3 separate regions of the Mus musculus genome follow, and all the other regions are linked to region 1. A link is a loop called in an ENCODE intact Hi-C map of the cell type or tissue named here. Cell type or tissue: left cerebral cortex. All regions are shown on one strand. Links, peaks and the distances in the headings refer to the core of each region. The heading gives the core; the rest is flanking DNA.

Region 1 (7,215 bases), core at 1,380-5,379:
AGATAAAACTTCAGGGATGGTTCACTGGTAGAAAGGTGGACTACTCTTCACCATATAAGACACCCATTCAAAGACGAATTCCAGGCTCTCTTCCTAATACAGTAGCTTTGAGTTCAGATGTGAACAGAGGGCAACCAGTCAGATATCACCACTAACACCTCAACCAGTGGTACCCAAGATGAGCTTTTCTTCATCAAGAGCATCCCAGTGAAGAAGAGGTCAAAAATACAACCATGATGGCAATGGTGTGTGTGTGTGTGTATGCATGTGTGTGTGTGTGTGTTTTCTTACATTGTGTGTGTCTGTGCTTGTTTACATTGTGTGTTTATGTGCTTGCTTACATTATGTGTGTGTGTGCTTGCTTACATAGTATGTATGTATTTGTGTGTGTGTGCTTATTTACATTATCTGTGTGCTTGCTTACATTGCTTGTATACATGTGTGTGCATGTGTTTGCTTACATTATGTGTGTGTACATGTGTGTGTATTTGCTTCTTTATATTGTGTGTGTGCATGTGCATATGTATGTGTTTGCTTACATTGTGTGTGTGTGTGTGTTATGCTCATGTGTTCCACAAAACATCAATATAGTCTAGGGCTAGGTGCTGAAGAGTTGGCCCAATGGTTAAGAATACCTGTTGCTCTTGCAGAAGACCCAAGTACAATTCCTGACACCCACATTAGGCAGCTGCTTATTAACTCCACCTCCAAGGGATCTATCCAGTGGCCTCCTTGGACACCTCCTTGGGCACATATACACATGTGCACGCACACATATACATGACATATGCATGACATTTAAATAAAATAGTAATAAAATAAAATTTCAAAATATAGTCTAAAAATTTGAGGTGAATTGTACTTATTTTGTATGACCCTACCCAGTAGTTCATTCTCTATACATATCTCAATTTGCTCATATTGCTTCCTTCAGCTAAGCTAAACCCATTAAATAACTCAGCCAGCTGATGGTATGGGTGAGTAAGTGATATATATATATGTATATATATATATATCCTGATATAAATAGGTGTATGCACATGTGTGTGTGTGTGTGTGTGTGTGTGTGTGCTCATACTCATGAGAGAAGCTTCAAACAACTTGAGAAGGGACTCATCACCTCAATATCAGTCCTGAACCCCAGTGATGTGCCACCCCTTACCCCCACCCCTGTGAGTCTCCCTCTCCACTCCCCAGCCTCTATCTTATTCTCCCTCCCATGGTTCTCTCACCGTCCCCACTCTGAGCAATAGTCTCAGTTTCGCTTATGCTGGGTTTGGTTGTATGACTTGTCTTGATCAAAGCCTTATGGGGCATAGGATTTGCCATCCTCAAACAGGAAGTTAATGAAGAATGTCATAGACTGGTACATGGCTGAGCTCACTTCTTTCATGTCTGTCTTCCACCATCAAAACAGGTGGTCCCAGCAGAAGTACCTTTTCCAACCAGGGTCTCAGAGAAAGAAGACGCAGGAGGGAAGAGTGATACCACATTCCTGCAACACTTGCATGACACAAACTGAAAACAGAAGAGAAGAGATTAGCCCAGGCATTATCAAGGAAGACGCTTTCCACGAAGGCCAGGTATTCACCAGACAGCACAGATGCATGGGAGGTTTAGTCTGTGTCTTAGTCAGGGTTTCTATTCCTGCACAAACATCATGACCAAGAAGCAAGTTGGGGAAGAAAGGGTTTATTCAGCTTACACTTCCATACTGCTGTTCATCACCAAGGATGTTAGGACTGGAACTCAAGCAGGTCAGGAAGCAGGAGCTGATGCAGAGGTCATGGAGGGATGTTCTTTACTGGCTTGCTTCCCCTGGCTTGCTCAGCCTGCTTATTATAGAACTCAAGACTACCAGCCCAGAGATGGTCCCACCCACAAGGGGCCTTTCCCCCTTGATCACTAATTGAGAAAATGCCTTACAGTTGGATCTCATGGAGGCATTTCCTCAACTGAAGCTCCTTTCTCTGTGATAACTCCAACTATGTCAAGTTGACACAAAACTAGCCAGTAGAGTCTGCTTGGACAGGCTAGACTCAGGAGTGTCTAGAAGTGTCAGGAATGGCAGGTCGTGAGCTGTACAGATTTCTTCTAGTCTTTGCATTTAATTCTTTATATAAGCTTGCAATGTCCACACCATGGGATGTGTCTTAATATAGAATGAAGTTTATTTAGGGCATTGGAAAGGCAGTTGAGAAGGGAATAGAGGCAAAGAAAAAGAGAGAGAGGGGGGGAACAGAGAAAGAAAGAGAGAGAAGAGAAAGTAGAGAAGAAACTACCCAGGAACAACATGCGGAGAGGGAGGAGGAGAGGGAAGGAGAGAGAGGGAGGAAAGGGGTCAGAGAGGGAGAAAATGGTTAGAGAGGGGCAAACAGTCCTCTTTATAGCAAACCAAGACTACCTGGCTGTTGCTAGGTAACTATTGGGTGGAGCCTAGAAGGAATGCTAACTTGCTGTGTTGCCTGTTTCCTACTTTGAACACAAAAGGGAAGATGAAAACAAAGCTGGAATTGAATTTCAAAGGTCGTCAATGGAAAGAATCCCCACAATTGATTCACCTACCGGGTGATCTCAGGCAAACCCATCTGCCACTGTCCGGTTCTCTGTACTACCTCAAGCTGCTTCTGGCTAGTGAATTCCTTGCCTTCCGGGGACCTGTCCTCAGTCAGTCAGCACCCCTTCCTCTGGCAAGCTTGGGTTCAGTGTTACTTCTCTTACAGTTTTTGTTTGTTAAAGTTTAACCTTGATAAACAGGGCTGAACATTTCAGTCCCTAAGTAGACTTGAAATTTTTTTCTGTAATTTGAATCATCATCAACACGATCTTCCCACAGCTGGCCAAACCAGAGATTCTACTACGGGCACACCACACAGCAAGGTCCCAGGACTTAGAATCTGCAGTTCTGTTGTTCCTAAGGGTTAGTCAGCATGGTTTCCATCCTTGCAGGCTGCTCTGGGGGAATCACAGGGTGAGTCAGGAGTTGGGTCTGATAGACCTGGGTCCAAATCCCACTTGTCCCTAAGGTCTAGGTCATGTGTCTTTTCCTGTTTAGACCCTCAGGGCCTTCTTTTTGGAGTACAAGAATAGTAACATCTTAGAGATTTCACTGAAAATGACTCACTGGCCACAGCATGACACAGTTCACTGTAATGGAGGCAAACACATGGATGGTTCAAATCTCAGCATTTTTCTTTTTTTAGACAAGTAAGTCTTTTGAAATAACATTCTGTGATTTTTATTGATTTACGATATTTTGTATGTATATAGAGAGGGAGGGAAGGAGAGAAGAGGATGCAATAGGTCGATTTACATGATGGATTTAAGTAATTCAACAATAAATATCTGCATCCCTGTGAGGCTGAGAACCCAGTAGTTGCTCAACAAAGCAGCATGCCCCACTCAGCAATTCCAGCGTGGCACTGAAGGCTTGGGGCTCCACGGAGAGTCCACATTAAGGAGGACGGAGCAGCGGGGGTCTGACGTCATTAGGGAGTTGCAGAAGCATCTTTAGACACACTCAATTTGGATGGAGAAGCAGAGCTGCTCCTCCAGCTCCTTCATATCTGAGTTACCCCTTGGAAGGTGCTACACACTCTAAGGCTAGATTTCGCTCCCTCCGTTACACTGTATTTCAACAACACTTATAGAAATGACTGCTAATGTGTTTATGTCAGTTTCTGTCATACTCAAAATCCTGATACTGTAACCTGCCATTCATTAAATAGAGCAAAGCCGGGAGATGTGGCTGTGCGCGATGCCACTTGCTCCTCTCCCCTCCCCTCTCCTCCTCTCCCCTCCCCTCCCTTCCCCTCCCCTCCTCTCCTATCTCTCTCCGGCCACTAGGTGGAGCAGTCTGCTTGGCTTCTGGCTGAGAGATACCAGGGAAGCGGGAAGGAATGAGCAGTGGAATCCAAGCTCGCCTCAGTTGGTCATGTGAGGGTATCTGCCAGGAGAGCGCGCTCCAGCATTGCAAGGCTTCACAGGAGCCAGAACTAGGCCTTTCCAAGCTAGGCTGTGGAAGTAATTGTTTCTTGCTTCAGCTATGTCTAACCTATGCCTGATTGGTATCATTGCTTCCTAGACCTGTACTTGGCCTTAGGACTTTTGGAAGACTCCAGAACAGCACGTTGGATATTGTGAATAAATTATGTGTGTTTTGTGGGGGCAGTGAATATATATGTTTAATGTGAGAATACCTAAAAATGATTTTAAAAACCATTAGCATGATAGACTCACATGTTCTCTTACGTGTAGAATTTATTAATTGTACTCCTTTGTAGTATTTCTTCTTGTTTGTCTTACATTTCTTCCTGCTGTTATTTATTGCTTAATTTTTCATTGTTAAATATTGGTTATATATCATAATAGTTCCATAATGACATTTCATTCAAATATATGACCTACTTCAACCATATTCCTCTCCCAAATATATGACCTACTTCAACCATATTCCTCTCCTCTCCTTCCCTTTATCTTCTTCCCACTAATACCCTAATCTCATTTCTATTTTTATGCCATATATGTAGACATGTGTACATTATTTATGTTTGTCTATGTGGTTTTCTATATCTATGTAAAATCTAGGATCTAGAAATGAGAGGAAATATATTTGTCCTTCTGAGCTTGAGCTTTTTCACTTAACATAATGACCTTTGGTTGAATCAATGTTTTGGCAGGTGCTCCAACGAAATTCTTCTTTTCAATTGAATAAAACTCAAAAAAAAAAAAAAAAAAAAAACCTCTATTGGGCATTGTCTTAGGTGCTTTGAACAGACACCATGACCAAGGCAAGTCTTATAAAGGACAACATTTAATTGGGGCTGGCTTACAGGTTCAGAGGTTCAGTCCTGTCTTTTATCATCAAGGTGGAAACATGGCAGCATCCAGGCAGACATGGTACAGGAGGAGTTCAGAGTTCTACAACCTCATCTGAAGGCCACTAGGAGAAGACTGGCTTCCAGACAACTAGGATGAGGGTCTTAAGCCTGCACCCACAGTGACACACTTATTCCAACAAGATCACATCTCCTAATAGTACATTCCCTAGGCCAAGCATATACAAACCATCATATTCCACTCCCTGGCCCCCATAGGTTTGTCCAAACTTATGAATCTATGAAGGCCATTCCTAAACATAGCATAATGCAAAAATACATTTAGTTCAACTTCAAAAGTCCCCATAGTCTATAGCAGTCTCAACAATGTTAAAAGCCCCAAGTTCAAAGTTTCTTCTGAGTTCCATCCAATCACTTAACTGTAATCTGCAAGACAGAAAACCAGCTGGGCAAACTCTAAACTCTGCATCTCCATGTCTGATGTCAAAGCAGTCTTCAGATCTGCAACTCCTTTTTTATCTTTGTTGCCTATAACAAATTTCATTCTCCTGAGCTGGTTCCACTCCCTGCTAACAGCTTTCCTCAGCAGACAGCCTATGGCTCTAGCATCTTGAATATCTTGGGGTTTCCAAGGCAACTTCAATGTTACAGGCTCATGTTTTAATATCTGTTCACAGATGATCTTCTGGGCTTTTCCAAAAGGCTGGCATCATTTCTCCAGCTCTGCCCTCTGTAGCACTTTAAGCTCAGGTTGATCCACTCCGTTGTGGCTGCTGGTTTTTTTGGTGATCATCCCATGGTACTGGCATCTGCAATACACTGAGGTCTTCTGCTGCAACTAGACTTCACCAATAGCCTCTCATAGGTTCTCTTCATGGTGCCAAGCCTCAAATCCTTTGCATGACCCCTTCAGTCCTAGGTCATAAACTACACCTGAGGCTGCACCTTCACCAATGGCCTTCCGTGGCTTCTCACATTGCTGAGCCTCAGCTCCTCTTCGTGACCCCTTCATGCTTCAAAACCAGTACCACCTGGGTGACTCTTACACATTACCAAGTCCAGCTGCAGCACGAGGTACAGCGTTGGCTGTCTCTGGAACACAGCTTCTTTGTGCTCTCAGAAAACACTTCCCAGACCATTTCACCTTAGTGATGCTGGTCTCTTCTTAATCACCACTAATTTCTTAGCTCCATCTAAGCAGCATCAATTGTCCCAGTAGTCTCCTTCTCCTCTGAACTATAAAGCCAGAGACACATGGTTGAAGCTGCTGAGTTCTGCTGCTTGTAGGAGCTGGAACGTGGCCCCTTGTTCTATTTACTACATTATCACCAGCTTTCTGTTTTCCATCTACTTTACTGCCTAAGCTTAGCTGTCCTGGAACTTGCTCTGTAGACTGACTTTAAACTCAGAATTTCTGCATGCCTGTCTTCTAAGCACTGGGATTAAGGGTGTGGTCCATCAAGCCTGGATTTAAGTTGTTCTTCACCTAGAACTTGCTCTGTCTCAGGCTAGCCTTGAATTTAGAGAGATCTGCTTGTCTTTGCCTCCTGGGATTAAAGGCTTGTACTACCATGCGTGGACCTAAATTTAGCTGGGTTGGATCTTGGCCCAAGGTCACTACTCCCTTAACTCGATATCCTCGAACACAGGATTCAGCTCCATTCTTTTCACTTCCTGGTACCCCTTTAATACTGGAACCATACATTTTGTATTTTTCCTTCCTCAGCTTGCTATGCTTGTTTAAAAATGCTCTTCATGACACTTAACCAGAGGAAAAAGTCTGTGATGGGTGTGTCTGAGGCTTCCTTTTGTCAATGCAACTAATCTGAGTCTCTTCACCTTAGCCTCAGGCAGACTCTTCAGACAAGGGCAAAAAGTAGCCACATTCTTCACCAAAACACCACAAAAACAGTCTCTAGGCCACATATTGAAATTCTCCACTGAAACCTCTGTGACCAGGTCCGCACAATTAAAATCACTCTCAGTAACACTGTCTTCCATATTCCTACTGGTATTGCCCATTAAGCCCATTTAAAGCATTCCACTAACTTTTCAAATCCAAAGTCCCCAAATCCACATTCTTCTAAGCAAAAGCATGGTCAGGCCTATCACAGCAATAGCCCAGTCCCTGGTACCAACTTCAATCTTAGCGTTCTACTGCTGTGAGCAGACACCATGATCAAAGTGAGTCTTATAAAAAACAACATTTAATTGGGGCTGGCTTACAGGCCCAGAGGTTCAGTCCATTACCATCAAGGTGGGAGCATGGCAGCATCCAGGCAGGCATGGTGCAGGAGGAGCTGAGAGTTCTACATCTTCATCTGAAGGCTGCTAGTGGAAGACTGACTTCCAGACAGCTAGGGTGAGGATCTTATGC
Region 2 (7,215 bases), core at 1,210-5,209, 130 kb after region 1:
TTTGGAAGAAATTAACAGATGGGTCCCCTGTGACTCAGCCCTAAAATGTACAGGCACTCTAAGAAGAAAATACTTCAGAGTAGCCTTTGAACCTAAGATCTCCTGCTGGGTGAATGATTATGGGACCTCGCTAGATTAGAGGGATTAGTTTTACCTCTGACCTTAAACCCTAGTCAGATTTCAAATCTCTGCTGTGACTGTTTTAACCTGCACCTGCCTCTTCAGAGAATAGATTAGTTGTTGATGAATCAGCCCTGAAGACTTTGCCACTCACAATAAGTTTTATTGCCTTACGAAACCAAGGATAAAAAAAGGCGTATATCAAGGGGTTCATAGCTGAATTGTAGTAAACACACCACACTAATATCTCATAGACGTACGCAGGAGTTATGAAGTTCATGTAAGCGTCAATAACCGCATCAATAATGTATGGCAGCCAGGACACGAGAAATGCAGCCATGGCGATCCCCAAGGTCTTGGCAGCCTTCCTCTCTCTTTTGGCTACTCTTTCCTTATAGCTCTCAGAGGAGGCCTGAGCTTGGTTGGCTGTACCCTCTATCTTCCTAGCCTGATACTTTGCCACCAAAAATATCCGACCATATAGAAACACCATGACCACAGTGGGCAGAAAGAACAAAAGGAAACAAAGTAAAACCCAATTTTGATTCAGTGGAGCCTGGCAGCCTCCCACACAGGTCAGAGCAACCACTAATTCCTCAATCCCTTCCTCATTGGCTCCCGTGTAAAAGATGGAAAAGCTGTATGTGACAGAAAAGAACCAAGAGAGAGCAATGCACAGTCCAGAAACCGATACAGTGAACTTGGTCGGATAGGTCAGTGGATCTGTAACTGCAATGTACCGGTCAATGGAGATGCAGCATAAATGAAACAGAGACGCAAAACAGAAGGAGGTGTCGAAACACGTGTGGAACTTACAGTAACTCTCCCCAAAGTACCAGCAGCTCTCCACAGAACGCACCGTGCTGAAGGGCATCACTGTCACCCCCACCAAGAAGTCAGCACAGGCCAGGGAGGCCACCAGGAAGTTCGTAGGCGTGTGCAGCTGTTTAAAGTGGAGGATGGCAATGATGACCAGTAAGTTCCCAAACACTGCCAGCAGGGCTCCCAAACCGAGGACCCCATAGAGGATGGCTCGAGGCCAGGGTGCGTAAGAGCTTTTAATGCAGGATCCGTTCACATTCTCATAGCAGAGCTCCATGGGCGGTTCTGGGGAGAAGTCGCTTGTCATTGCCTCCAGTCTTGGTAATTGTAAACTTCCCAGGTTTCCATTCTAGCAATCTAAAGCAAAAAACGGGGTTAACAACTGTCTTAGTCAGGGTGTCTATTCCTGCACAAACATCATGACCAAGAAGCAAGTTGGGGAGGAAAGGGTTTATTCGGCTTACACTTCCATACTGCTGTTCATCACCAAGGACGTCAGGACTGGAGCTCAAGCAGGTCAGGAAGCAGGAGCTGATGCAGAGGCCATGGAGAGATGCTCTTTACTGGCTTGCTTCCCCTGGCTTGCTCAGCCTGCTCTCTTATAGAACCCAAGACTACCAGCCCAGACATGGTCCCACCCTCAAGGAGCCTTTCCCCCTTGATCTTTAATTGAGAAAATGCCTTACAGTTGGATCTCATGGAGGCATTTCCTCGACTGAAGCTCTGTGATAACTCCAGCTGTGTCAAGTTGACACAAAACTAGCCAGTACAACAACTTAAAAATCTCCTGGGGAAACATAAAGAAAAACAAAAAAAAACAAGAACTCTATTTAAAGTAAAGGTAACCTTTTACTACGTGTTTTTTGTATACCCATTTTACTCTTTCCCAAAAGTGCTCTAAGGATGTTAAGAAACAAAAACCTGTTGCAAAAAGCCATTTAAAAGTCAAAAGTCTTACTAAGTAAATGTACATTGTCTAATGTTTATTTTATATTATATCTTTGCCCTATTATTACTATATTATAATTACTATCATCATAGAATTTACTTTATTAATTGTTAGAAAAGTTTTTTTCTGTGGATGTCATCTTACCTTTTGAAAATAGCAAACTGGATTGAACTGGTTTTGCCACCAATGGCTGAATTTTATTTACTTCTTTTTTGTCTCCCCAGAGCGGCCATCGGCTGCAATCAACAACTTAGTTTTGCTTTTTTTTTTTTTTTAAACTGGAAAAAAATAAATTACATGTCCTTCAAATTGTAAGCTCAAAATCCCCATAGTATAGAGTGTGAACGCTGGGACCAGCTTACTCTTAGTTGCCTTAAACACACACATGAGGAATGTACTTTAACTGTGACTTATATTTCTATTTTGTCTTTTTGTGTTGATGATTTGAGCAGCTGGAAGTATCCTGGAAAACTCTTACCGAATTGTTACTAGAATAACCATCATGAAAGTGTTTCTTAGGAAGAGAGCCTGTGTGAGCTGTCTAAAATCAGTAAGAAAAAAAAAAAAGAAAAGAAAAGAAAAAAAAGAAAAGAAAAACAAGCCATAGGTCTCCTTGCACTTCTAGGATGCTTAGTTTTAAACAGGCCAAGAGGAGTGTGAGCAGCTGGGGTGGGTGTGAGCAGTTGCCTGTACCCCTGCTGTGCCCTGTAAACACGTGTGAACAATGCCATCCAAGGCGCATGTTATTTCTGTGGGTGTTTGATTTTGTTTTTAGAAGACCATATAGTGTAAAGAGGCTTTCTAAAGTGTACCTGACAAGCAAGTGATTAGCTTCTACTTTGGGACTAAGAGACACCTTGTATTTGAATATCACTCATCTCCATCCTAGAGAGTAGCCTGCACTTACTGCCATTTATCCCATGGCATGCATGTGTTAGAAATGCAGGACTATATACAGATGGTGTGCATCTTTTGTTTTTACCACATCTCAGCAATGGGTTTCTCTGTCTGCACGTGTTTAAATGACACTTGTTCTATTACAAGCGTCACAGACTTTGATGACTTTGATTTTTATTGGAGCTCAGCTTGGTTTGTTGTCCAGGAATGAACTTTCCCATTTCAGACAGTGTCCCTGTCACACTTGGGCTCCCCCTGGTGGTAATTCTACATGTTTGTAGATCAGCATGACCAAAGTGACCAATAAAGTTGTACTAATGACATACTTTCTTCTTCTAGTCTCATTCTGCGAATAAAGTCCACACGTGTCTTGGTTTGCTCTCAGGGGAGCTAAAGCATTTCAGTCTAGGTGGTATCCTGCCCCAAATTTTAAATGTCTGTGTAATGAATTCTGAGTCCTCAGTCTTTGAATAACCGTCCCCCACTTCCCTATGTCCAAATAATGATGCTCTTGTGCAAGAGAGCATGCTTGCCTTTCCTATCCCTCTACCCTTGAGCTCAAGGATGACAGCTTTCAGTCTCGACAATCTCTTAATCCTTGCCCTTACCATAGAAGCAAGGGCTCCAGTAACACCTCCAAGATCCATATTGTTCTTTAATGGTGCTCTTTATTCATAGGAGAGATTAGAATTTTGTAAAGAAATGTTGGTCCCAGCAATGGGATAAGGAGCAGGGAAAGGAACAACTGAAGCCACGTTTGTGCAGAGGAGACAATGTCAAAGCATTTTATAAGGTCGCTGCTGACAGTGTGAATAGGCACCCAGTCTACAAATCTCAAATGCCAAAATAATAATGGAGAATAAATAATTACAAATAGTCAGAAAGAGGACTAAATGAGGCCATAGTAATTAAGGGTAGATCTGTATATAAAATAAGTGATGGAGGAGGAGAAAGAGGAAGAAGAGGAGGGAGAGAGAGGAGCAGGAGATGATTGACAGCTAGTCTAGCAAAATAAAGCTGGGGGGGGGCTTGGTAATAGATATGACATCTGTCTCTAAAAACAAATTTTTGAAATAGTTTAGTCAATACAACAGAAATATTTTCTCTAAATAGAAGTGATTTGCAGGAAGAGAACAGAATAGTCATACAATATCCCTGTGACAATATCTAATTAAAAAAATGGCCTTATTTCTTTTTGTAGTTCTCGGTGTATAGTCATGGCTGAAGTGCTCTAAATGCTAATCTAAAATTTTAATTTTAAAATTGAGCCACCTAGAAAGTACATTTTTAGCTGTCAAGAATGATGGAGAATATTTTCCATGCACAGTGCACACAACGGCACATTGTACCCACACACAGCCAACTTTTTTCTGCCATAGAACACAGCAATGAGTATGAACTGTGTGACAGTGTGGTGACATAGTTTCAGAAAACACCCCTTCTTGCTTGCAGAGACTGAACATTTTCCATGCTTTGTAAAGGAGTTAATAATATGTGTAACTTTAATTTTTCCAATGCTTATTTTTTTCTTTTTTCTTTTATTGGTTATCTTATTTAGTTACATTTCAAATGTTATTCCCCCTTCCCAGTGTCTCCTCCACAAACCCCCTATCTCATTGCCCAACCCAGCCAGCCCCTCCTGTCTCACCACCTTAGCATTTCCCTATGCTGGGGCATCAAGCCTCCACAGGACCAAGGGCCTCCCTGTCCATTGATGCCAGATAAGGCCATCCTCTGCTACATAAATGGAGGCTTAGAAAGGTAAAAGTGGAAACTCTGTGTTAGAATGAGGTGTTTGATTTTTAAAAACATCTTGTGGTGTTCTGAGTGAACTCCAAGGTTCCTTACACTATTGCTATATTACTGTTCTTAACTGAAGGTCATGTTCATATAAGCGTGTTTGTCTGTTTGGGGGGAAAGGGCCATGTCTATTCTACGTAATGGAAACTGTTTGGAGGTATGGCCATGCTATTGTCCATGGCTCTGTTCCATCACTCTGTCCAAGCTAATGCTGCTCTCCAGAGCTCCATATCATGCTTAGTCCACAGATGTCTTGCTGCATCATCGGTAAAGATGATTAGAAGGAACATAACAGCTGCTATGTGCAGCAAAAACAAAAAGGGATTTTTTTTTAAACCGTCATCGAAATAATTCATAATAGTTAAATGCCTCTTAAATATACATGATATCTTCTGAAGCTAAAAGTAATATGCACTCAACCAGTTTTTAAAACATATTTGGAACATTAAACATGATAAAAGTAGGAAAAAAATTCTTATAAAGTTCTCTATGAGAGGAAATTGTGACAAGTTCCTGAGGAACTTGTCATTAAGGAACTGTTCCATGTCCAAGGGAAAATACGCCTTGTAACTGTGGCTTTGTAGAATGAATTGGGTAGTGTTCCTTCTGTTTCTATTTTGTGAAATAGTTTGAAGAGTATTCTATTAGGTCCTCTTTGCAGGTCTGATAGAATTCTGCACTAAACCCATCTGGTCCTTGGTTTTTTTTTTTTTTTTTTTTTGGTTGGGTTAATGACTGCTTCTAATGACTGCTTCTTTAGGGGTTATGGGGCAGTTTAGATGATTTATCTGATCCTGATTTAACTTTGGCACCTGGTATCTGTCTAGAAAATTTTGTTTCTATGCCTATTATCCTTAGGTTTGGTCTTCTCATTGTGTCCTGGATTTTCTGGATGTTTTGTGTTAGGAGCTTTTTTCTTTTTGGGTTTTTTTTTTCCCCCTACTGTTGTGTCAATGTTTTCTATGGTATCTTCTTCTCCTGAGATTCTCTCTTCTATCTCTTGTAGTTTGTTGGTGATGCTTGCATCTGTGACTCCTGATCTCTTTCCTAGGTTTTCTAACTCCAGGGTTGTCTCCCTTTGTGATTTCTTTATTGTTTCTATTTCCATTTTTATATCCTGAATGGTTTTGTTCATTTCCTTGGCCTGTTTGATTGTGTTTTCCTGCGATTCTTTAAGGGATTTTTGTGTTTTCTCATTAATGGCTTCTAGCTGTTTACCTGTGTTCATCTCTAGTTCTTTAAAGGAGTTATTTATGTCCTTCTTAAAGCCCTCTATCATCATCATTACAAGTGATTTTAGATCCGAATCTTGCTTTTCCAGTGTGATGGTGTATCCATGACTTGCTATGGTGGAGAATTAGGTTCTGATGATGCCAAGTAACCTTGGTTTCTGTTGCTTATGTACTTATGCTTGCCTCCCTCCATCTGATTATCTCTAGTGTTACCTGCCCTCGCTGTATCTGACTGGATATCCTTCCTGTGGTCCTGGTTATGTCAGAACTCCTTGGAGTTCAGTTGTCTCTGATTCTGTGATCCTGAGAACCTAGGTGTGTCAGAGCTCCTGGGAGTCAAGCTGCCTCTGGGACCCTTAGATCCTGGTGGGACCAAGCTCCTGGGATCCTGGGATCCTGTGGTCCTGGGTGTGTTAGAGTGCCTGGGAGTGAAGATTATTCTGGGTGTTGTGGGACTGGCTGCAGAGTTCACACCCAAGGTCTGCTCAGGGTACCGGCCCAGGCATGAAGGAACCCAAGCCACTGGTCAGGCATAGTTCCTGGGTGCTCTGGTCCTGCTGGTCCCAGTTACTTCCGGTGTTGGGGCAGATGTTGTGTCCCTTCAATGTCTATTTTTAGTGATGGTTCTTACACACTTTAACCTCCCTTCTAGGCCACCACCCACCAGAGGTGGTGAAGCAAACACTTCACGGATATGCTAGTAGTCCAGTTTCATAGAGTCAGGACAGCAAACATGAATAAGCAGCAGTGACGTGACCTAGCAGAGACAGCCGGGCCTCAGCCTCAGCACAAGTCAGCAGGAGGGACCAGGAGGGATGCCAGGAGCAGTTCTCTGTTGTGTCTCTCTCAGTGAATGGATGATCAGTGAAGACTCAAGACCACGAAGCATTTCGTTATGCAAGTAAGCCAAACTCAATCTCTGTCACTGTCAGAGGAGTCCTTAGTATACTGCTACCATGCATCACGTATTCTCCATGGGTCTTGCCTCAACTGACATCTGACTCTGCCAATTGGCCTAAGTCCAAGAAAGTGGTAGGCAAGAAACTGCAACACACCACCAGGAGTTTTTTGGTGAGTTTATTTCTATGTGGTCCTGACAAATGCAGCTCATGTACACAATGTAAGGTTAGCCAATACATTAATGTTATTAGCTAAAAATCCTTCATCACATGTTGCTACACCCACCCCAGTGAAGTCTGTGTGGCAGGCCCAAAAGCTTGGATGCCGTCCTGAGGCAAAAAGTTTCACAGAAACTTAGTCTCCTTGGAGTCTTGGCATCCCGTAGCATGAATCCTCCAAACTTGTCCCTACATCAGTTGGAGAATGGATCTGTGTGCTTTCTTTCAGTATTATTTTATTATAGGTGCCTCCAAGGAATGATTTGGCAAATACCTA
Region 3 (7,215 bases), core at 2,019-6,018, 150 kb after region 1:
TGAGGAATCCCAGATAAATCCCCTAAGGATGAGCCTAGGGAAAACAGCAAGCAGCCACTCACAAGCCCAACAGACAGCAAAGGATAGCAAGAATTAAGAAAGTAACGGAGCCTAAAATAACCAGTCATTTTTGTAAAAGTCAGACTGACAAACTCTTAGCCAACCTAAGTAAGAAAAAACAGAAATTAACGTTAGAGCTGAAAAAGAGATTATTAAAACAAACAACAATGAAATATAGAACATTATTGAAAAATCTATACTCTCAAATGCTGGAAAAAAAGAAGAAATAGGTAAATTCTAAATCCGTATCACCTACCAAAGTGAAAAGCCAGAGGGCCCAACCATTTAACAGACTCATAACATGCTGTGAGGTTGAAGCTAGGTTAAAAAGCCTCCCTTCAAGCTGGGCGGTGGTGGCGCACGCCTTTAATCCCAGCACTCGGGAGGCAGAGGCAGGCGGATTTCTGAGTTTGAGGCCAGCCTGGTCTACAAAGTGAGTTCCAGGACAGCCAGGGCTATACAGAGAAACCCTGTCTTGAAAAAAAAAAAAGAACAAAAAACCAAGAAACCAACAAACCAAAAAGCCCCCCTTCAAAGAAAAGCCCAGGGTCAGATGGATTCACAGCTGAATTTACTAAGCTTTTTAAGAAAGAGCTGGTGTTAAGTCTTCATTTTCAAAATACAAAGTGAAGGAACACTATCCAGTTCATTACACAAAGGCAGATTATTATGATACAAAAACCAGGTAAAGACCAATTTTTCTTGAACACAGACACAGAAATTCTAAAAAAAAATACTTACAAATTAAATTCAGAAACACATTAAGATCACACAAAATACTTAAAACAATAAATGCAACAATATATATATATATATATATATATATATATATATATATATATATATATATATATATATATATATATAACTTGAGGACAGAAGCTACCTAACCGTTTCTTTTAGTGCCAAAAAGGCACTTGGCAAAATTTAATATCCCTTCATGATAAAAGTCCTGGAGATATTAGGAATGACTGGAGAATATCTCAAAATAATAAAACCAAAGCAACTGTGGTGGTTTGAATGAGAGTGGTCCCCACAGGCTCCTATATTTGAAAGCTTGGTCTCCAGCGAGTAGGGCTGTTTGAGCAGAACTGGGAGGTGTGGGTTTGTTGGAAGAGGTGTATCACTAGGTGTGTGCTCTAAGGTTTCGAAAGCTGACGTTAGGCACAGTCTCTCTATGTCCACAACTTATGAATCAAATGCCCCAGTTACTGCTCCAGCACTATGTCTGCATGCCACCATGTTCCCTGCCATGATGTTCATGAACTAACCCCCTAAACCTGTAAGCAAGCCCCCAGCTAAATACTTCCGTTTATAAGTTGTTTTGGTCATAGTGTCTCCTCACAGCAATAGGTTGATAACTAAGATGTCGACCTTATAGCAAACAAAGACAAGTGGATATTCTCTACGATCTGGAAAGAGGTAAGCATGCCTGCTCTCTTTCTTGTTCAATATAGGACCCGAAGCTTTAGCTATAGCAATCAGAAAGATATGAATAAATCAAAATAGGAAAGTAGGAAGCCAAACTATCCGTATTTGCAGATGCCATGATTCTACACTTAAAAGACTCTTTAGGATCTACTAGAAAATGTTTTGATTTGATGAACATTTAAAGTTGCGTAATCCAAACTCAAGGAAAACTGGAGGCCCCATATTTGAATTTCCATATTGAAACAAATAATGTGCTCTCAGAGAAAAAGAATTAAGAAAAATATCCCAGCCAGGCGTGGTGGAGCACACCTTTAGTCCCAGCACTCGGGAGGCAGAGGCAGGCAGATTTCTGAGTTCGAGGACAGCCTGGTCTACAAAGTGATTTCCAGGACAGCCAGGGCTACACAGAGAAACCCTGTCTCAAAAAACTAAAAAAAAAAAAAAAAAATTCCTTTATGGTGTTATAAAAAGTTACAAACACATGTAAACAAAAACTTCAAGGCAGTAGAAAAGGAGGTCAAACAAGATAGTAAAGAATATAGGAAGCTTCCACCCTCCTGGACTGGCGGAATTAATCATGTAAAAATTGCTGTAACCGTGTACAGCCTAAACTCATGTGACCATCGTTTATTTGAACTGGCTTAACGCTCATAATGCCCTCAGAATATAAATTGTCTGATACTCAGAATAAAGTTGGCTATTGCATGAGACTTTAGTCCACCTCAGTTTTTGGCTCCATTCTTCCAGGTTCAGGCCACCAACTAGAGCAATAAAAATATATAACCATGAATAACCCAAACAGTCATAAGATGCAAAATCATAGCTAGTGGTAGCATAATACCTGACCTCAAACTATACTCCAAAGCTATAGTGACAAAGACAACCTGGATCCAGCATAAAAATAGACAGGAAGGCTAATGGGACAGAATATAAGACCTGGAAATAAACAGACAAAGTATGGTCACTTAATTTTTGACAAAGGGGTAAAAAACATGCACTAGAAACAAAGCCCCTTCAATAAAGCATGCTTGCAAAATTAGATAGTCACCTGCAGAATAACGGAATTAGACTAATAACTCTCACTTTGTATGAATAAATCAATAAAAAAATGGACCAAAGTCCTTGTAGAAGTGGATGGGGAGGAAGAGGGAGGCGACAAGGGAGGGAAGGACAAGGAGCAGAGGAACGGGAAACTGCAGTCAGGATGTAAAATAAATAAATAAAATAATAAAACAATATTTTAAAATCTTGAAATGCTAAGACTATCAGATAAAAGCCTAAAAAATAGTCTCCAAGGTGCTGGGGAAGGCAAGAATTTTCTGCATAGCATAGGAACTAGCCTAAGTATCAATAGTGAGTCTACATGGAAGCAAGGCATTTCTGCACACACAGCAAAGGAAACAGTCAGCGTCATGCGCAGACAGCCCACGGGAAGGGAGAAAAATCTCTGTATGCTTCACACAGGGACCTCCAAAAGCTGAGGAAATTAAATACCAAGTGATAAGACTGCCGATCAGCAAACCGGCTAGAGTACAGAGCAGACATTTTTCAAAGAAAGACCAAATGGACAAAAGCCGTTTAACAAAATGTTCAACATCTCCAGTCCTTCTTGTCTTTGTTTTTTAAAACTACTTTGAGGTAGATACCACCTCACCCTAGTCAGAATGGCTACCATCAAGAAAACTGGCAATGGAGAAGATGTGGAGAAAGATCTTTATTCCCTGCTGTTGGTAGTTCAAATTAATGTGACCATCATGGATATCAGGGTGGCGGGTCTTCAGAAACTTAAGTCTAAAACTGCTATGGTGGTTTGAATGAGAGCGGCCCCCATAGACTCATAGATTTAAATGTTTGGCCTCCAGCACTATATGAAAGGATTAAGAGGTGTGGCCCAGTTGGAGGAGGTGTGTCACTGAGGGTGGGTTTTGAGGTTTAAAAAAAAAAACCAAGCCAGCACCGTGTCTGCATACGCACTGCCGTGTTCCCACCATCAGGACAATGGACTGAACCTCTGAAACTGTCACAAACCTCAGTTAAATGACCCCCCTTTGTAAGAGTTCCTGTGGCTGTGGATTCTCTTCACAGCAACACAACAATGACTACAACCCCTACCACATGACCCAGTGATTCCACTCCATATCCTACACAGAGACATTTTTGCACATCCGAGTAGAATTCTGTTCTGTGTACTATAGCAAGGAAACGTTAACAACTTAGATGCCTGTCAACAAATGGATGGATAAAGAAACCCTAGTACATATATAAAATGGAATATTATTCATCTATGAAGAAGAATGAGATCAGAATTTCCCAGGAAACTGAACTCAGAATGAATACTATTCCGGGGGTGGGGGGCGGGGGGGCGGTACACACAACTTCAGAAAGAGAAAACGTGCTTGCTTATTCTCTCTCACATGCAGATTCCAGCATATAGCATAGACATGTATTTATGGAAACATTTAAGTGTAAGCATAGCATAATATTTACAATGGAGACCCCAAAAGGGTCCTCTTAGGTGACAGGGCAGGACAGAAAGCAGGCAAAAGGACACAGAAGCTGTGAAAAGGGAACAAAAAACTACTTGGTTTTCTAATTTCAACTCTGGAGTGTTTGTTCTTGTTTTTATTTTTGTTTTATTTTTTATAATTGATAATTAATGTGTAAAACCCCAAGGGAAGACCCACGGCTTCAGAATGACCATTCTAACCATGCAGTGTCATATTTTTATTTGAGTTTGTTGCAGTATGATTTTCACTAAGAAAGAAAGAAAGAAAGAAGATGTTTTCTAAAAGACAATAAAACAAAACCATGTATCCAGGCACTATTGTTTCATTCCTGAGGGAACTCCTCTAATAACTTAGAAATAATGTACATAACGACAGTATGAACTAAGTTTGAGAACAATAGCTAAAAGTGGATTAGGACATGAGTCTTTTTTAAAGGCTGTTTCAAGCTTATTGCATACATAAGGACCTCTACTTCTGCTGTAATTTGCTGCCCCCTAGTGGTCAATTTGAACAACCGTAAACTGATCAAAAGGAACCGAAAGCAAGAGAAACCTGGGCTATTTCTTTCAAAGGTACGAAAACTTTGGCTCTAACAAGATGGACTCCAGGGTGAGAACAGACAAGATCTCAAGAAGAAGCCATATTGGGTCCTGAATTCCGGGAACAGCTCCCCCCCACCCCCACCCCCACCCCACCCCCAGTGTTACTCCTGTCTAGTTTTACGTCCCAATTCCTGATTGCCCATGGATTTGTGTGTTAAACTACAGTAATTGTAACCATACCTCTGGGCACCATTAAAAAAAAAAATCTTTAAAAGAAATTAGACCTCTCCTCCACCCTGATCCTGCAACAAAACACTTTGAAAATGTGCCAGAATAAATAACACTTAAAAATATTAGTGGACTCTAGAATCATGTCATTGAACTCGAAACGACTCTCCCTTCACCTGCTGTGACTAGCTGTCCTGAGCTAAAGCATCTGCAGGCCAGTCGCCAGCTAAAGTGTACCAGCCCACAGCTCCAAGGTCCTCTCTCTGCCAAAAAAAAATCATAATCATAATGTCTTCATAAAAATGAGCTAAGAGTTTGAAACTCTTCTCTTCATCAGAATCACATTAGTCTTCACTAAGGGTACCTGCTTCAGATCTCCTGGTGTTCTGCAGACATTTCCCTCTTGAATCTAAACTGGATCCTGAGTAAGCTTTTCTCAACAGCTTTTCCATGGGATCCTGACACGGTTTTAAAGGAGAAGTCTCAACAAGGACTTAGGAAAGTCAGGTAACATCCACTGAGACAAGCTTGCTAAGCACTTTAGAGGCCAGGCGTCCTTCCGCGCAGGTGCTAAGAATGCAGGGAGCAGCTGAATAAGTTCAGAGTCTACTTAGGGAGGGGCCAAGTAAACAATAGTTTCCTTCAGGCTAGAGAGCAGCAAGGGCACCCGGGAGCTGGAGAGACTGGCCTTGGGGAGAGCCTGGTTGAAGACATTGGGGGTTTTTTGTTTTGTTTTTGTCTTGATTTTGTTTTTGTTTTTTGAGTGCCTCCTATCAAAGAGGCTCCTGAGTAAACTGTAAGAAATGGCATTCCTCTTCCAATCTGTGTGACCCCGCACCTTTAAAAGGCTAAATGTGAACTTATATTTGCTTGGTTGTTTGGAGGATTTTCACTGTCGCTGGATGGTTAGTCACAGACTTTACCGAGTTTGTAACTGTTATCAGAGCTGACTCTGTAATGCTGCTCACAAACTTTTTGCTAGTCAACGTGGGACTATAAGAGTCCAAATGGAGAACTGTGTTTGGTAATGTGAGGGGGCTGTGAGAGCCACAAATGGAAACAGAGTATTTAAAAGGGAAAAGTGATGGAAAGACAAAGAAAGGGCCGCAAGGAACAAGAGAAAGTATGTTTCTAAATGGCTACCTCCTTGTTTGGGTATTCTGCTGCTGCCGCCAGATATTTGTTCTCTCTCTCTCTCTCTCTCTCTCTCTCTCTCTCTCTCTCTCTCTCTCTCTCTCTCTCTCTCTCTCTCTCCCTCCCTCCCTCCCTCCCTCCCTCCCTCCCTCCCTCCCTCCCTCCCTCCTTCCCCTCCCCTCTCTCTCATCTCCTCACTTCTCACTTCTTTCTTCCTCCTCTCCCTCCCCACTCCCTCCTGCAGTATCTGTCACTTCCCCATTCTCTTTCTGAGTCTGTCCACTTCCTGTGGTCCTTCCGGAAGCAACACTCACACCCACACGCAGTGCCATACCTTGCCTATCACTCTAGAAAGCAGGAAGTTTTAAGAAAAACTGGAGCCAACTGGTCATGAGCAGAAATATCCAAGTGCAGTTTCAATTGGCTATCTCCTAACCTTTAAATTGAGGGTTAGCTTACTATCACAGGCAGTCCTCCATGTTAAAAAAAATATTTAAGACTTAAATAATAAACTCAAGGGGGACCTGGGAAAGCTCTTTTTGTTAAGAGGACCCAAACTGGGTTTCCATGACCACCCTAGTAGCTCCCGTTCCAGAAGATCTGATGTCTGCTTCTGGCCTTAGCAGTCTCTGCACACATTTAGCATACAGACATACATGCAGAAAAGAGCACACTATACATAAACAAAAATAGATAACATTGGAAAAACATTAATGAACATAGAATAATTTCACTGCACCTCATTCAATTTCTGTGACCAGAGAGTGATTCTCTCAGGACCACGTCATCCTGAGCCATTTCCAGGACACCATTCTCTCAGAGTCTACATGGTTCATTTGCTTTCAAATAAACAGACTTGTTCTTCCTCATGTATCTCACTTAAAGGGAAAAAAATTCAGAAGCAAATAGAAAAAAAAATTAACCATAAGGATGTTTATAAGTATATTCTTCCAGATTTTGACTCCCTGCCTGAGTGTGTGTATGTGTGTGTGTGTGTGTGTGTGTGTCTGTGTGTCTGTATGTCCATGCTTTATAAAATAAAATCATAACACACTGATAATATTAGTTATTTTCTTGAATTTATACTGGTGATCATCACAGAGAACCTTTGAAATATCTTTGTCTCTATTTCCTGGGTGAGGAAACAGGAGTTTGAGAGATTAAGTATATTAGCCAAGCCTCCTTTTTGTGAATTCCAGAGCTGTTTGAACGGGCCCTCTGGCTCAGTGAGCACTCTGTTATCTACAGTCTTGTGTGTTTATCTGTGCCCCTGGCTAGGTGTCTTAAATATGTAAAAAACGCCCTTTAAAATC

What was found. Hi-C counts contacts between places; a loop is a spot of excess contacts. Peaks named below come from ENCODE experiments on the same cell type or tissue, not always from the same donor. Only the 100,000 strongest peaks of a DNase experiment are listed, where the experiment ranks them.
Region 2: it touches region 1 in a loop (2.4-fold over the local background); 13 of 42 quality-filtered maps call a loop at or near these places.
Region 3: a loop joins it to region 1, with 3 times the contacts of the local background. A loop is called at or near these places in 15 of 42 quality-filtered maps.

Annotation. Positions count from the first base shown.
Region 1 is chr10:23,975,649-23,982,863 of GRCm38, forward strand. No RefSeq gene overlaps it. Among named protein-coding and RNA genes, the nearest start is that of Taar6, 6.4 kb to the right of the region's middle. In left cerebral cortex, for the core only: a CTCF peak has its summit at 3,880 (motif pointing right); DNase peaks (open chromatin) are centred at 3,490 and 3,882.
Region 2 is chr10:24,108,286-24,115,500 of GRCm38, forward strand. It overlaps Taar9 (trace amine-associated receptor 9), which reads right to left and starts at 1,249. Exons shown (of 1, transcript NM_001010831.1): 1 at 203-1,249. The coding sequence starts at 1,249. The coding sequence ends at 203. In left cerebral cortex, for the core only: a CTCF peak has its summit at 3,045 (motif pointing left); a DNase peak (open chromatin) is centred at 3,033.
Region 3 is chr10:24,127,148-24,134,362 of GRCm38, forward strand. Gm40614 (predicted gene, 40614) reads right to left here and starts at 5,337. Exons shown (of 2, transcript NR_168522.1): 1 at 5,133-5,337. In left cerebral cortex, for the core only: a CTCF peak has its summit at 4,494 (motif pointing left); a DNase peak (open chromatin) is centred at 4,494.